2 separate regions of the Homo sapiens genome follow, and region 2 is linked to region 1. A link is a loop called in an ENCODE intact Hi-C map of the cell type or tissue named here. Cell type or tissue: natural killer cell. All regions are shown on one strand.

Evidence for each region. Peaks named below come from ENCODE experiments on the same cell type or tissue, not always from the same donor. Only the 100,000 strongest peaks of a DNase experiment are listed, where the experiment ranks them.
Region 2: a loop joins it to region 1, with 2.3 times the contacts of the local background. A loop is called at or near these places in 2 of 110 quality-filtered maps.

What each region holds. Positions count from the first base shown.
Region 1 is chr16:21,635,981-21,643,980 of GRCh38, reverse strand. The region is part of intron 4 of METTL9 (methyltransferase 9, His-X-His N1(pi)-histidine); the gene reads right to left. It overlaps IGSF6 (immunoglobulin superfamily member 6), which reads left to right. Exons shown (of 6, transcript NM_005849.4): 4 at 383-433; 5 at 827-907; 6 at 2,388-4,431. The coding sequence ends at 2,447. It also overlaps the pseudogene RNU6-1005P and the pseudogene RNU6-196P. Among named protein-coding and RNA genes, the nearest start is that of IGSF6, 13 kb to the left of the region's middle. In natural killer cell, CTCF peaks have their summits at 2,907 and 3,107 (motif pointing right); DNase peaks (open chromatin) are centred at 3,120 and 5,220; H3K27ac peaks cover 318 bases.
Region 2 is chr16:21,517,126-21,525,125 of GRCh38, reverse strand. It overlaps the pseudogene SLC7A5P2. Among named protein-coding and RNA genes, the nearest start is that of MIR3680-1, 15 kb to the right of the region's middle. RefSeq lists enhancers at 653-1,385, 2,853-3,587, 3,588-4,320, 4,321-5,054 and silencers at 4,301-4,960, 7,216-7,382. In natural killer cell, no CTCF peak of the experiment used is centred here; DNase peaks (open chromatin) are centred at 4,595, 4,905, 5,939, 7,088 and 1 weaker place; H3K4me3 peaks cover 2,842 bases; H3K27ac peaks cover 2,051 bases.

The sequences.
Region 1 (8,000 bases):
GGAGGGCGAGATATTACTGTTATCTACGAAAGCCTTAAGAACAGTCTTTAAGAACAAAAATGGGTTGATGAAGAAACTAAAAGCCGCCTTAAAATCTTCAAAAAGGGCTAAAGTTATTAAAAAAGAATACCTTTTGGCTATGTGTATAAGAAGGGAGATGTATACCATTGTGTTAGGATTACTATAAATCCTACAATCAACGTCAGTTTGTTCAATTAGTTTTTAATGGAGTAAAAGCATCTCAAAAATGATGTAAAAATTAAGTCTCATTGTATATCACTTAAATATTAAGTTAGTTTAATCTTATTAGGGCATGAGATATCTGCCACCATTGTTATGAGTACATAAAATGTTTCATAGACTTTCCTTCTCTTCTTGGCAGTCAAAATCCAACCCTCTAAGAAACAAAGAAATAAAAGAAGACTCACAAAAGGTACAGACCAACACTTGAAAAATATTTTTTAAATTGTGGCTGGTTGTAACGATTTCAAAACTGAAATATTTTTTAGCTTTTAAATATTTAAATGTTAAGTTTAAACAGAATATCAAGGTAACTTTCAACTGCAGACACTATTTCCTATTGTTGAGAAACTCAATGACAAAATAATCTCAAGGGGTAAACTGTGACTTAAATTGGACAGTTCTCAACCATAAATTATATTTAAAGTTCTCAAATACAAAAGAGTTAACTGTAGGCACATATGTGTTGGGGGAGGGGGTAGTTTTTGGGACCGGTGGCAATAGAGCAAGAAAAGTTCTGATGATGCGTCGTTATCATCGCTTATATTCCCAAAAGAGAATTTTTTTTTCTCATTTGTCTTTATAGAAGAAGAGTGCTCGGCGTATTTTTCAGGAAATTGCTCAAGAACTATACCATAAGAGACATGTGGAAACAAATCAGCAATCTGTAAGTGTAAAATGTCAAAAAAAAATGTAAATACAGATATAAAGCACGTTTGAAAAAACTAAGCTGCCAAGGAGCTGTCAAGAACCATGTTTTCCTTCAGAAGAGTCTGAAAGAGAACTTTCACAAGAATGTATTTTTATATAGAACCTGTTTTAATAAATACATAACAAAAGACATCTGATACAATATTAAATAGCCCCAGGCTGGCATCTTAGTGACATGGAAACTTTCAGAAACACATTAGACACGAGCAATGTTTTCAATACAGACAATGATGCTTTAAAAGGATAGATTAAAAGCTACTCTGTACAGTATCCTGCATGCAGTGGTAGGCGTTCAGTAGATACTGCAAATGTTTGTGGGTCAAATTATGAAAAAAAATTACTTGTTACTTATAAGGCAAAAATAAATTCACATTAGAAAAGATGCAGCTAATGATATTAAAAAACAAGTATTTCTCCAGTGTCTGGAGTTGAACTGAAAAGAATACATGTATATCTATAATACATCCTGAAAGTATTCCTTTAAAGTCTTATATAAACAGGTTCTTCAAACAAAATATTATCTTAATGCCAATAGAACAGATACTTTGTTTCCATGATGCATGATGAGATAGCTCAAATAAGCTAAAATGTATACAAAATAAGGTTAATTTATTTTTATTTATTTTTTAAAATTTATGGAATGCTTCACAAATTTGCATGTCATCTTTGTGTAGGGGCCATGCTAATCTTCTCTGTATCATTCCAATTTTAGTGTAAGTGCTGCCAAAGCGAGCACAAAATAAGCTGAACTGATAAACTAGTAAAGATATTTTCCTCTTAAACAGCAGCCAAGAGGGCAAATGCATCAGGAGACTGAAATAAGGCGATTTTTTTAAGTCCAACTTTTACTTTAATTGTTTTCTTTTTAAAAAAATATGGAACGCTTCACGAACTTGTGTGTCATCCTTGCCCAGGGGCCATGCTAATCTTCTCTATATTGTTCCAATTTTAGTGTATGTGCTGCCAAAGCAAGCGCTAAAAATCTAACTTTCACAAAGGATTTTTGCCAAGGAAAGAATATTGTCTAAGTAGTCGTTTCATCCTACAGTGTATATATGAATACATAAAGATAGGTGGTCTAATTACTAAGATGCCATGCTGAGTAATTACAAATCATTTTTCTTTCTGAGGCTGGGACATGTTTTCAACAACAAGGCCGAGGTATGTGGCCTGAAAGCAGTCTTAGAAGTGAGAATTGTAAAGCTCCCAGCCACGATTTTGACAGTAGCATCCAAACAAAAAAAAAAAGTATTTTTCAGTTCCCACATCCTACTCTAAATACGGATGGGGAAAACGGTAATCTGGCCTTTAAGATTACCATATGGACACTTAGGACCCAGAATCCAAGATGGCCCAGTGGTTTGCATGTTCCTTGGCAGTTGGCTTCATTGGTTACATAACCTTAAACATGGCTTTCTATTTATTTATTATTGCAGGAGAAAGATAACAACACTTATGAAAACAGAAGAGTACTTTCCAACTATGAAAGGCCATAGAAACGTTTTAATTTTCAATGAAGTCACTGAAAATCCAACTCCAGGAGCTATGGCAGTGTTAATGAACATATATCATCAGGTCTTAAAAAAAAATAAAGGTAAACTGAAAAGACAACTGGCTACAAAGAAGGATGTCAGAATGTAAGGAAACTATAACTAATAGTCATTACCAAAATACTAAAACCCAACAAAATGCAACTGAAAAATACCTTCCAAATTTGCCAAGAAAAAAAATTCTATTTTAAACTTGTATCCTGAGTCTGTTTCATTCAACATGAGATGTGTGATGACTGCCATCCTGAAGATCTGAAGCCAAACCATGTGCCTCAGTCTTGAGTGGAAGAATCACCTTTATGGTTTGTGGAAATCATGGCACAATTAAAATAAGTTGGGAGGGACAACGTGACAAAATTTGAGTTAGAGACATTCATTTTGAAAAGCACCTTAGTAAAGTTATTTCCTCTGATGTTGTAATGGGGCAGTGGGGTAACGCACATTTGCCTGCCAGGGTATGCAAAGTAACTTACATCATGCTATCAGCAAAATGAGAATAATATAGTGGCTAGAGTAAGACCATAAAAGCCAAAATACAGAAAATCCAAAGCTGAAGGTTAAACAGAGGTAACTTCAGAACAAATAAGCCACAACGGACTCTAGATGTCAGTGTTGTGCCAAATAACAGCACCAGGGAAGATGTGGGCAACACATCTACTTTACAAGCACGTTTGTAATACTGATTTTTTTTCTTTTCTTTTTTTTTTTTTTTTGAGACAGAGTCTCGTTCTGTTGCCCAGGGTGGAGTGCAGTGGTGCAATCTCGGCTCACTACAACCTCCACCTCCCGGGTTCATGCCATTCTTCTGCCTCAGTTTCCCAAGTAGCTGGGATTACAGGTACGCACCACCACGCCCGGCTAATTTTTTTTTTTTTTTTTTTTTGTATTTTTAGTAGAGACGGGGTTTCACCATGTTGGCCAGGCTGGTCTCAAACTCAAGACCTCAGATGATCTGCCTGAAATGGCCTCCCAAAGTGCTGGGATTACAGGCGTGAGCCACCGCGCACAGTCTATAATACTGATTTTTAACCAATTTAGGAGGGAAATGTCAGATAGGAGGCATGGTACAAGGATATTTATGGAATTCATTACCACTTCACTAAGAAAACATGATATAAATTGTCCTTTGAAAGCTACTTTGGTATAAAAAAATCTAAAGTGCCCATAAGTATGCATTCATTATTAGACACAAATTACAACCTTACAACCTACTATGTTTATTTCATTAAAGTGTCTCTTTTAGGCCGGGTGTGGTGGCTCACGCCTGTAATCCCAACACTTTGGGAGGCTGAGGCAGGTGAATCATGAGATCAGGAGTTCGAGACCAGCCTGAACAACATGATGAAACCCGTCTCTACTAAAAATACAAAAAAATTTAGCGGGGTTTGGTGGCACACACCTGTAATCCCAGCTATTTGGGAGGCTGAGGCAGGAGATCACTTGAACCCAGGATGCGGAGGTTGCAGTGAGCTGAGATCACGCCACTGCACCCCAGCCTAGGTGACAGAGCAAGACTGTCTCAAAAATAAATAAATAAATAAATAAATAAATAAAATAAAGTGTTTCTTTTAAACTGGTATTGCCTAAGGTGTATTCTTTATAAAACTTAGAATTGTTAAATATTTTAAGATTCCTTTGAAAGTGTTTTTGCATTGATGGTTTAAATCAGTGATATCAAACTTTCCTGATCCTATGTGCCCAGAAAAATGGGCAGGGGAAAGGAGGCAGCATGGAACCTCATTTTTTTGTGTGTATCTGTGTGTACACGTGAGTGCACATGTGTATATGTGTGGGGCCACATGTGTTTTGTATACGGTATATGCATGAAAATGTACCTTTGTACCTTATACACAAAAACAAATTAAACAATGGCATAAGCAGCAATATAAATAAAAAATGCTAATACTTTCCTGCCATATTCCAAAATAAACTGTCTTGTGTACTCTGCAGTGTGTACTTCCCCACTCTGAGACCACTAGCTCAGGTAAAGTAATGAGCTTCTAAGCCAGACTGCAAAAAAGGGCAAGCACTAATACCATCGAAATGAACAGAAGTGTTGAATTCGATCATTTGCTTTTCATTTCTGGGAGTCATTACATTTTGGTACTGAATTCCAGGACTGAAAATACACTGTTCATTGTCTAACCAGGAGACAAAATCCCTCAGATAAACTAGTATTTGACTCACAATATGCCTTTCCCATGTAAGCAAGGACCGTGTTTCAAAGATTGATTTTGAAGCTGAAATACGGAATATACTTTCGCAAAGAGTTCCATTCCTCTAGGTCTTATATAAGAATATCTGGTGTATACACAGTATTCATTCATTTATTCATCTATCTCACCAAAAGTATATATTTTCAAACTTCAAAATAAGTTTTATTTGGGAAGAGTTTCTTATTTTGTTAAAGCTACAAGCAAGTTTCTTTCCCAATTACACTTCTAGAGATCTTAGCAGTTTCAGAGATTTCAGTGTTCAAAAGTATATTTCAAAATTAACAACAAAACCAAACCCACACCAAAAGGAAATAGCTTTGAGATTAGTTTGGGATGTACAGTCATTGATTTCAGGCGCCAACACTATTTACTGAGTGCTACACTATACAATCAAAGGCCTCTTTTGCAAACTATCCTCGGGTCATACTGAACTTGCTCCACCCCCACACAAACCTTACTCACACCTTCATGCTTTTGCACATGCTGTTCCCCTCAGCCTGGTAAAATGCTTCAGACTACAAACACAGCTCACCTCAACATGAAACCTTCCCTAACTCACCCACAGGCTAACAGATCTATTCGTCTCTAATTCTTCAGTACTTAGTTTGACATATTTCTTACCACAATTTCCTGCCATTATCTGTTTCTATCTATATTGTGTACTATTCTGTGTTTTAAGAGCAAAAGCGTGATTCTCATTTATCTTTATATTTCCACTTGGTACACAGTAGGCCCTCAAATGCCTTCTATAAATGCAATTGAACAATGTTTCTATAGAAAAATGTTCCTTCAGCATTTAAATTGAGATATGTAGCATACTTCAGTCCCTCACCATGAAGCTTCACCCCTTTCCATAAAGACCATTCAACAAACCCCAACAGTACTAATTGTCCTGCTATCTGAGCATCCAGAAAAGAATTAAACTGCAACTTTTTCTTTCTTCTTGAGATGGAGTTTTGCTCTTGACGCTCAGGCTGGAGTACAATGGCGTGATCTCGGCTCACTGCAACCTCTGCCTCCAGGGTTCAAGTGATTCTCCTGCCTCAGCCTCCTGAGTAGCTGGGATTATAGGCATCTGCCACCATGCCTGGCTAATTTTTGTATTTTTAGTAGAGATGGGGTTTCACTCTGTTGGCCAGGCTGGTCTCAAACTCCTGACCTCAGGTGATCTGCCCACCTTGGCCTCCCAAAATGCTAGGATTACAGGCATAAGCCACCGCACCCAGCCTAAGCTGTAACTTTCTGTTTAGATTTGGGTTTCCTATGACAATTAAAAAAGAATTAATACTGAAACAACTTGTTTTACTTCGAGCTGCAAAAACAAATTACCATAGACTGAGTGGCTTATTGAGAGGTGACAATGTGCTAGCAGCCCTCGCTCGCTCTCAGCGCCTCCTCGGCCTCGGTGTCCGCTCTGACCGCACTCAAGGAGCACTTCAGCCCGCCGCTGTGCTGTGGGGACCCCTCTCTGTGGCTGGCCGAGGCCGGACTGGCTCTCTGCTCGCGGGGAAGTGTGGAGGGAGAGGCACGGGCAGGAGCCGGGCTGCGCGCAGCGCACGCGGGCCAGCACAGGTTCCGGGTGTGTACGGGCTCAGCAGGCCCAGCACTCGGTGCCACTGGCTGGTGCCTGCTGGGCTTAATCAGGGGACAAGCTCCCTCTGGGCTGCTGGAGTGCCCAGGCTAGGTGCCACAAAGTCCCGCAGCCAGTGCCATTGAGAGGTGAAGCTGGCTGGGCTTCTGAGTCGGGTGGGGACCTGGAGAACTTTTCTGTCTAGCTAAAGGTTTGTAAATGCACCAATCAGCACTCTGTGTCTACTTAAAGGTTTGTAAACGCACCAATCAGTGCTCTGTGTCTAGCTAATGGTTTATAAATACACCAATCAGCGCTCTGTGTCTAGCTAGCCGGGTAGCAGACTTGGAGAACTTGTGTCTAGCTAAAGGATTCTAAACGCACCAATCAGCACTCTGTGTCTAGCTAAAGGTTTGTAAACACACAAATCAGCGCTCTGTCAAAACGGACGAATCAGTGCTCTGTAAAATGGACCAATCAGCTCTCTGTAAAATGGACCAATCAGCAGGATGTTGGTGGGGCCAGATAAGGGAATAAAAGCAGGCCAACAGAGCCAGCAGCAGCAACCCGCTCGGGTCCCCTTCCATACTGTGGAAGCTTTGTTTTTTCACTCTTCGCAATAAATCTTGCTGCTGCTCACTCTTTGGGTCCGTGCCACCTTTAAGAGCTGTAATACTCACTGCAAAGGTCTGCAGCTTCACTCCTGAAGTCAGCGAGACCAAGAACCCACCAATTCCAGACACATTTTGGCGACCCAGATGGGACTATCACCTATCGCCAAGTGGTGAGACTATCGCCTATCGCCAAGCGGTAAGTACCATCGGACCCTTTTCACTTGCTATTCTGTCCTATTTTTCCTTAGAGTTCGGGGGCTAAATACTGGGCACCTGTCAGCCAGTTAAAAGTGATTAGCGCAGCCACCGGGCTAAAGACATGGGTGTCAGGCTTTCTGGGAAAGGGCTAACAACCCCCGACTCTTCAGAGTTGGGAGCGGTGGTTGGCCTGGAACCAGCTTCCGCCTTTCCAGTACTTCTGGGCTGAACCGAGGGTCGACAGAGAGGAAAGCCATTCAGCTCCGGGGTCCCAACAAGAAGTTGGTTGACCCTGCGGCCATGAGCAGAACTCTCAATGTCGCCCAAGCGAGACTAGCCCATCTATTCTATCTACCCTGACCCTTGCCTCCTGGGTCCTAACGCCTGTCAGACAAACTTCCTCTCACCTCTTGGAGTCTCTGAGGCTAGTCCCACTTCTCAAAATCACTCCCTGTCTCTGGTGCTTTTCCAGTTTCTCCTATGAGGATGATTTCTAGTATAAACTCCAGGAGTCTACTCCCTTCTTTAGGCACCTGGGCTCACCAATCAGAAAGACATAATTTTTGCCCAAAGCCCCGTCATAGGGGGAACTCTGGAATTTTAGGATCCCTCCTTAGAAAAGCAGGCCTAACAAATGCTATTCCTGAAGCTAGGATATGGGGAGCCTCAGAAATTGTATCCTTCCTATTCATATAAGTGAGGACAAAAGGTGTCACTCTTCCAACCCTGGAGATCCCTTCCCTCCCTCAGGGTATGGCCCTCCACTTCATTTTTGAGGCACAACATCTTTATAGGACACAGGTAAGGTCCCAATACTAACAGGAGAATGCTTAGGACTCTAACAGGTTTTTGAGAATGCATCAGTAAAGGCCACTAAATCCAATTTTTCTCAGTCTTTGTG
Region 2 (8,000 bases), 120 kb after region 1:
CAGCATGAATCACATATGGAGCAGCATGAATCACACATGGAACAGACATGGTTCACACACGGAACATACATGGTTCACAGATGGAACAGACATGGTTCACACATGGAACAGATAGTTCACACATGGAACAGATAGTTCACACATGGAACAGACATGGTTCACACATGGAACAGACACAGTTCACACATGGAACAGCATGGACCATACATGGAACAGACACAGATCACACATGGAACATACACGGCTCACACATGGAACAGCATGGATCACACATGGAGCAGCATGAATCACATATGGAGCAGCATGAATCACACATGGAACAGACATGGTTCACACATGGAACAGACATGGTTCACACATGGAACAGACATGGTTCACACATGGAACAGATAGTTCACACATGGAACAGACATGGTTCACACATGGAGCAGCATGGATCACACATGGAACAGACACAGTTCACACATGGAACAGACACAGTTCACACACGGAGCAGCATGGTTCACACACGGAGCAGGCACCACACACCCATGCCGTAGCATGCATCAGCCTGGTTTTCGGGCCCACACAATAGAAGTCATTGTTTTGGTGGTAAACAATATCCACCTGGATATTTTTCAAAATAGAGAATTGAATTATAACCTACAAATTTCCATCCTCACATGGAAATTTGACCTGGTTGAATGGCATCTGCCCTGCAGCCACTGTCCCCAAAACTGAGAGGCGGGGCAAAGTAGCCGAAGAAAGCAGCGCTGAAGCTGGCAGCTGCAAAGAGTGCAGGGCCCTCCAGTCTCTACAAAATTCACAGCTGCTTCCAGCCTCATGCTGGGACGTGGGCTGAGCAATGAATTCTTCTTGTAATCCAGGGTAGAGTGGAAGAAAGTTCAAGGTGAGCATCAACTCATTCAATCACTTAACAATAGGCAGGTTTGGCTCATACTGCAGAGGCCAAGCAGGAGAACCTGGCTCCTGTGTCTCTGGAAATGTTAAAATGCCTGTCAACAGGAAAAAAAGATCTGTCTCTGCCATCCTGAAGGTAAGTTTGCCACCTACGCACTAAAGATTAAGGCCATATTTTTTCAATGTTGAGATTATTCCCTTTGTCTGCAAACAGGGGCTTAGGACAACAGCCCTTTCTTCTCTCACAGTCCCGGAGGCCAGAGGCCAACATCAAGGTGGTGGCAGGGCCAGACTCCCTCGGGGGCTCCAGGACCCCTCCTGCCTCTTCCAGCTTCTGGGGGCTCCAGGTGTCCCTTGACTCAGAGCCGCCCACTCCCATCCCCGCCTCCATCTTCACGCTCCAGCCACTGAGACCATGCCCGACACAGCAAGTGTGGGCTGCTGCAACTGCTGTCCCTCCGTGTTCCCTCTGCACACATTGGAAAGAAAGTCTGAGGGTGGAAGCCAGGCATTCGGCCAGCCCTGGGAGCACAGTTCGGCAGTGACGGCAACACCAGCAGCTCAGGGTCCTCCACCCGCCAGCCCCGGGAGCACAGTTCTGCAGTGAGGATGACACCAGAGGCTCAGGGTCCTCCACCTGCCAGCCCTGGGAGCACAGTTCTGCAGTGATGGCAATGCCAGCGGCTCAGGGTCTTCTACCTGCTGGTCCCCAGGAGGCGGGCGCAGGTGTCTCCCTGCTTCACAGAAGAGGAAACTGAGACTTTGAAAGCTGAGCCGAGTCACTCGCCTGGTGCCACATTAACCAGCAAGTGGTAGAGGTGAGATCTGAACCCAGGACCGTTCGATTCTAGGCCTGAACTGCTTTTATCTTTTGGATGTATAGTTCACACATAACATAACATTAACCGTTAGTCATTTAAACACGTACAAATCCGTGGTGTTTAAGTCACTCCCAGTGTTGGGCAACCATCCCCATCATCTAGTTCCAAGACATTTTATCACCCCAAAGAGAGACCCCATCCACTCAGCCCTCACTCTCCATCGCCCCTTCCCCCCGCCCTAAGCAGCCACGAATCTCGTCCGTCTCTCTGGATCCTCCTGTCCTGAACATTCGTGCACTCGGAATCATACAACCCGTGGTCACTGACCCTTTCACGCAGCCCAGTGTTTTCAGGGGTCCTGCACATTGCAGCGCGTCTTCCTGTGTGCAGCTGAATGACTCTCCAAGGGATGGCGGACTACGCTGGGTTTATCCATCATCCACGGATGGACGGGCCTGAACTCTGACCCCGGCTCCTACTGTTGCTTCCATGTCATCTTTTTTTTTTTTTTCAAGACCAGTCTCGCCGGGCGCAGTGGCTCACGCCTGTAATCCCAGCACTTTGGGAGGCCGAGGCGGGGGGATCACAAGGTCAGGAGATCAAGACCATCCTGGCTAACACCGTGAAACCCCGTCTCTGCTAAAAATACAAAAAATTAGCCGGGCATGGTGGTGAGCGCCTGTAGTCCCAGCTACTTGGGAGGCTGAGGCAGGAGAATGGTGTGAACCCAGGAGGCGGAGCTTGCAGTAAGCCGAGATCGCGCCACTGCACTCCAGCCTGGGTAACAGAGCGAGACTCCGTCTCAAAAAAAAAAAAAAAAAAAAAAAAAAAAGACCGGTCTCATTCTGTCGCCTAGGCTGGAGTGCAGTGGCGTGATCTCAGCTCACTGCAGCCTCAACCTTCCCCAGCTCAGGTGATCCTTCTACCTCAGCCTCCCCAGCAGCTGGGACTACAGGTGCACCACCACCACGCTGGGCTAGTTTTTGTATTTTTTGTAGAGACGGGGTCTCCCTATGTTGCCCAGGCTGGTCTTGAACTCCTGGGCTCAAGAGATTTTCCCACCTTGGTCTCCCAAAGGGCTGGCATTACAGGCGTGAGCCACCGCGCCCAGCCTCCAAGTCATCTTTCACACGCAGAGCACGCCTGAGAGCAGCAACAAGACTAACGTTGGGGCCAAAGCTAAGAAGTGGGGCGGAGCCTCCCTGGTGGCCGGTCGTCAGCCCAGTGCCTGAAATGCATGCAAAGTCTATTTTTATTTTGCGTAGTTGAACCTAAGCAAAAAATCTGGCCCTATAATCTCTAACCTTGCTCCTAACTGGCACCTACCCTATTGCACAAGAAGCTATCTAGGGGAGGACTCAGTGAGCACTCGGTGAGTTTGTCCAGCCATGGTGGTACTGTCTCCTTCCCTCTGCAGGCACAGCGGGAAGAATAGGGTGGATGGAGGGCTCTCTGCACCTTCCACAGCCCGCAGCGTGGACGGCAGATTACAAGTTAGTATCTGTGCGACCTCCGCACTCCCCTGCCGGTGGCTGCCTGGGCTGCTGAGATTTCGCTTGGTTTTATCACTGCAGAGGAATGCCTGCCATACCGGGGGGCGAGCAAGGTCCAGAATGACAAGCCGTGGCATTCCTCAGCCGCCTCCTCCCCGGGGTGGGGCCTGGACATTCCTGGCTGCAGCTAGAGGTCCCAGCACGACAGGGATTCTGACCCCCCCTCCACCACGGCTATTGTTCAGAATTCTGTGGATTCCAGAGGCATCTGCCCAGCAGACTGTCTTGCTGTGAACACCCAGCTCTGCAACCGGTGTTTGCGTGTTTGCCCTGGGAGGCTGAACGCTCACCCAGAACAAAGGCCTCCCCACATGCCTGCTGTGAGCTTCCAAGTACTCGTTAGGACACACGCCAAGGAACCCCGGGTTGGGGGGATACCGAGGAGCTTCCTCCCTGACCCACACACACCCTTTGAACAGGTCTTTGGCTGCTCACCAGTCTGGTCAATCTCGGGGCAGTATTTATATTCCTTCCCGTTTCCAGGCCTAGGAGCCTTGGCATCCTGCTCTCGCCTCTAACTGAAATTACCTCTCAACCCTTTTTAGCTAAGATGCCTCTCGCATTCCCCAGGAATAACAAGCTTTAAAGCCCCTTCACACTGAAGCCTGCCTTTGAATTTCCCAGCTAGATTTGGGGGTGGGGGTCTTATGGCTCCCGGTGAACCCCCGGTTCTGTTGATTAAATTGAGCTCAGGCAGAGTGCTGGCTTCCCAAAGCCTGTGTTATTACTGCTTCTCAAAGCTACGGGCACCGGATCGCCATCTTTGGCAAGATTCTTTTGGGATACAATGGGAATTACTGGGTGGCCTCGGTTCGGTTCTTCCCTCGTCTCAGTTCGCGGCTCACCAGCCACATTGATGCAGCCCCCAGGCTGGAAGGAGGCTGCAGGAGCTTCCCCTCAGGTCATCTTCTCATCCCTCCCCCGTGCCCCAGGAGCTGGTTGTGGGGGCGGTTCCATCCCCTCGGCCCATCCGGGACAGGAGCCTAGGTTCCCTTCGGGGGGTACCCCAAACCCCATCCTTGGCCTCAGGCCAGCCCTGGTGCACTGCCCGCTCCCAGGCTTGACGAGAGGCTGCGGGCCAGTGGGTGAAGGGGCTCGCCCTGACTGCCAGGCCCCGCCCAGGCGCACCCGGGAGGACGGGCTGGGATGACGCGGGCGCCGGGGGGGTAGGTCGCGAGGCCGGGGTCTCCATGGCGCAGGAGTACGGGGGCCTTCGAGGACCACGCGGGCCTGGGAATCGCCTGCCAGGCTAGGCCGGACGACGCACGTGCTCCGAGCTGGGTCGAGGGGGCGGGGCTGAGGGCCGCGGCCGGGCCACGGGTCGGGGAGGAGCCGCGGACGGTGGGCGGGGCCAGTGGGCCGGGGCCTAAAAGGCGGCGCGGGCGGGGTTCCTGACGCAGCTGCGGGCGGCGGGCGGCGAGCGGCGCGCACAATCCTCGCTCGGCTGCGGCTCCCGGGTGTCCCAGGCCCGGCCGGTAAGCAGAGCATGGCGGGTGCGGGCCCGAAGCGGCGCGCGCTAGCGGCCCCGGTGGCCGAGGAGAAGGAAGAGGCGCGGGAGAAGATGATGGCCGCCAAGCGCGCGGACGGCGCGGCGCCGGCAGGCGAGGGCGAGGGCGTGACCCTGCAGGGGAACATCACGCTACTCAAGGGCGTGGCCGTCATCGTGGTCGCCATCATGAGCTCGGGCATCTTCGTGACGCCCACGGGCGTGCTCAAGGAGGCAGGCTCGCCGGGGCTGGCGCTGGTGGTGTGGGCCGCGTGCGGCGTCTTCTCCATCGTGGGCGCGCTCTGCTACGCGGAGCTGGGCACCACCATCTCCAAATCGGGCGGCGACTACGCCTACATGCTGGACGTCTACGGCTCGCTGCCCGCCTTCCTCAAGCTCTGGATCGAGCTGCTCATCATCCGGCCTTCATCGCAGTACATCGTGGCCCTGGTCTTCGCCACCTACCTGCTCAAGCCGCTCTTCCCCACCTGCCCGGTGCCCGAGGAGGCAGCCAAGCTCGTAGCCTGCCACTCCGTGCGTGAGTACGGGGCGCGGGCCGGGGGTTGGGAGGTCGTAGTCCCTGGGTCCCTGCATCCTTGCATCACTACGCCCCTGGCTCCCACATCTCTACATTTTTGCGTTCCTGGACCGTCCCGGCAGTTCTAGGCTAAGGTCATTGGTCCCAGAAACCAAGTGCGTTTCTTTCATTCATTCTTTTACACTTCTCCCCACAGGCTGGGAATATCTTCAGTGACGGGACAGCAGGGTCCCTGCCCTGCCCTTCGGTGGGCATTTCATTCCCCCACTTAAGCGGTTCAGGCAAGTGCCAGCCTCCCGTTGGCCCCGCTGAGCAATACTCCCAGCCTCTTGCGTGGCACCCACGTGGAGTAACTGAGCAACCGGTTTATTGTTAAAGCTCCGATTGCTGACTGGTTGGTGAAAACGAAATTGCAGTTAAAAAGAAAATTATTCATTTCTGCTCTCCACACCAGCTCGTCAGGAATCAGTGACACGGGCTGACTCATAAGAAAACAGTAGTAATAAAATCGTGTGCGGGTAGTGACTGGTGCTGGTTTAGGCTAAGGGATCCCCCCTGAGGGTTGCCCAGTAGTGAGAGAGCGGAGCTTGGCTGCAGATTCAGTCTGTGTTACAGTGAATGGAGGTTCGGGTCCCAGGTTACTCTGGGAAACAGCCATGGGGCTCCTATTTTGGTGGGCATGGTGCTGGTGTGTTCTTCACCAGGCCAGAGAGAACTGCTTTTCAAAATAGTTTTCTTTTCTTTTCTTTTTTTTTTTGAGATGGAGTCTCACTCTGTCGCCCTGGCTGGAGTGCAGTGGCGCGATCTCGGCTCACTGCAAGCCCCGCCTCCCGGGTTCACGCCATTCTCCTGCCTCAGCCTTCCGAGTAGCTGGGGCTACAGGCGCCCGCCACTACGCCCGGCTAATTTTTTTTGTATTTTTAGTAGAGACGGGGTTTCACCGTGTTAGCCAGGATGGTCTCGATCTCCTGACCTTGTGATCCGCCCGCCTCGGCCTCCCAAAGTGCTGGGATTACAGGCGTGAGCCGCCGTGCCCGGCCTCAAAATAGTTTTCTTGTGGGATTTCAGGGGGAAAATGACTTGTACCAGATACCACATGATTTGGTTGGGTGGCGTGGGAAGGCGGGTCTTGGCAATTCTCAGGTTCATCCCATGGCAAGGATCGGCCTGGATCTCAGTAGTGTGTGTACACATTCAAGGTGGGAAGGGTTAATTTATAGTTGGGGTCTTGAGCCATGAAATCAGGGGAGTGGCTTCTGACTGGCAGGACCTGTTGGCGCTGTTTTCTGCCACACCGTACTTTGGGGAGAAGGGGGAGGGGGAGGCATTTCTTCATAAATGTGAGAATGCCCCGAGGGCAAGACTCAGCAGGGCTCTGTGTGGTTTCTCTGAGGCTCTGAGCGGAGCAGCCGCACCACCATGCAGGTCAAAGCCGGGAAAAATCGTAGGACAGGAGTGGGGAGAGCCTGTGGCTTCCAGCTGGGCGTTGGACATGTGAATGTAGGGGATGACTGATTTCTTTTTTTTGTCATTAGAATTTCACTGGTTCAGTCTCCCTCTCGCCTAGGTACATGCCCGCCTGGTATGTAACGACATGGATAATAGCTTATGCAGCCTGCACTCTTACCTTTAAAAAATGAATCCCTGTTGGCTGGGTGTGATGGCCCACGTCTATAATCCCAGCACTATGGGAGGCCAAGACAGGCAGATCTACCGAGGTCAGGAGTCCGAGACCAGCCTGACCAACATGGTGAAACCCCATCTCTACTAAAAATACAAAAATTAGCTGAGCATAGTGGCTCACGCCTGTAATCCCAGCTACTTATGAGTCTGAGGCATGCTCCGGGACGTGGAGTTTGCAGTGAGTTGAGATCCTGCCACTGCACTCCAGCCTGGGTGACAGAGCAAGCCTGTCTCAAAAAAAAAAAAAAAAAAAAAAAAAGCAGCCCCTGGGTGCTGAGTGTCTGACTTCCTGTTGGTGCCAGGAGTGAGTTGTGGGAAATGCTTCATTGGCCACCAGGAAGGAGACATAGGATGGGGCGCTGCCTAGTTTTCTCTTTCTAATAAAAATCACATCAGTCATACATGAATTCATCATCATTTAAAAATTCAAACCAGCCAGGCACTGTGGCTCATGCCTGTAATCCCAGCACTTTGGGAGGCCGAGGCAGGCGGATCACCTGAAGTCAGGAGTTCGAGACCAGCCTGGCCAACATGGGGAAACCCCATCTCTACTAAAAATACAAAAAATTAGCCAGGCGTGGTGGCAGATGCCTGTAATCCCAGCTACTCGGGAAGCTGTGGCAGGAGAATCACTAGAACCCAGGAGGTGGAGGTTGCAGTGAGCTGAGATCGCACCACTGCACTCCAGCTTGGGCAACAAGGCGAAACTCTGTCTCAAAAAAAAAAAGCAAAAATCAGCTGGGCGTGACGGCGCACACCTGTAGTCCCAGCTACTCGGAGGCTGAGGCAGGAGAACTGCTTGAACTTGGGAGCCAAGATGGTGCCACTAAGCTCCTGCCTGGGTGACACATTTCTCCTCCTTTACCACCCCCCAGCCCCAGAGTTTCTGTGGCTGACAGTGTACGCTTCCAGAGCTGCTTCTGTTACAAATATATCGCTGGCCTATTTATTTAAAAGATCATAATGTACAACTTGTTCTCCACCTTTTTTTTAAGCCTAAAATGGTTTTGCCATGTTCC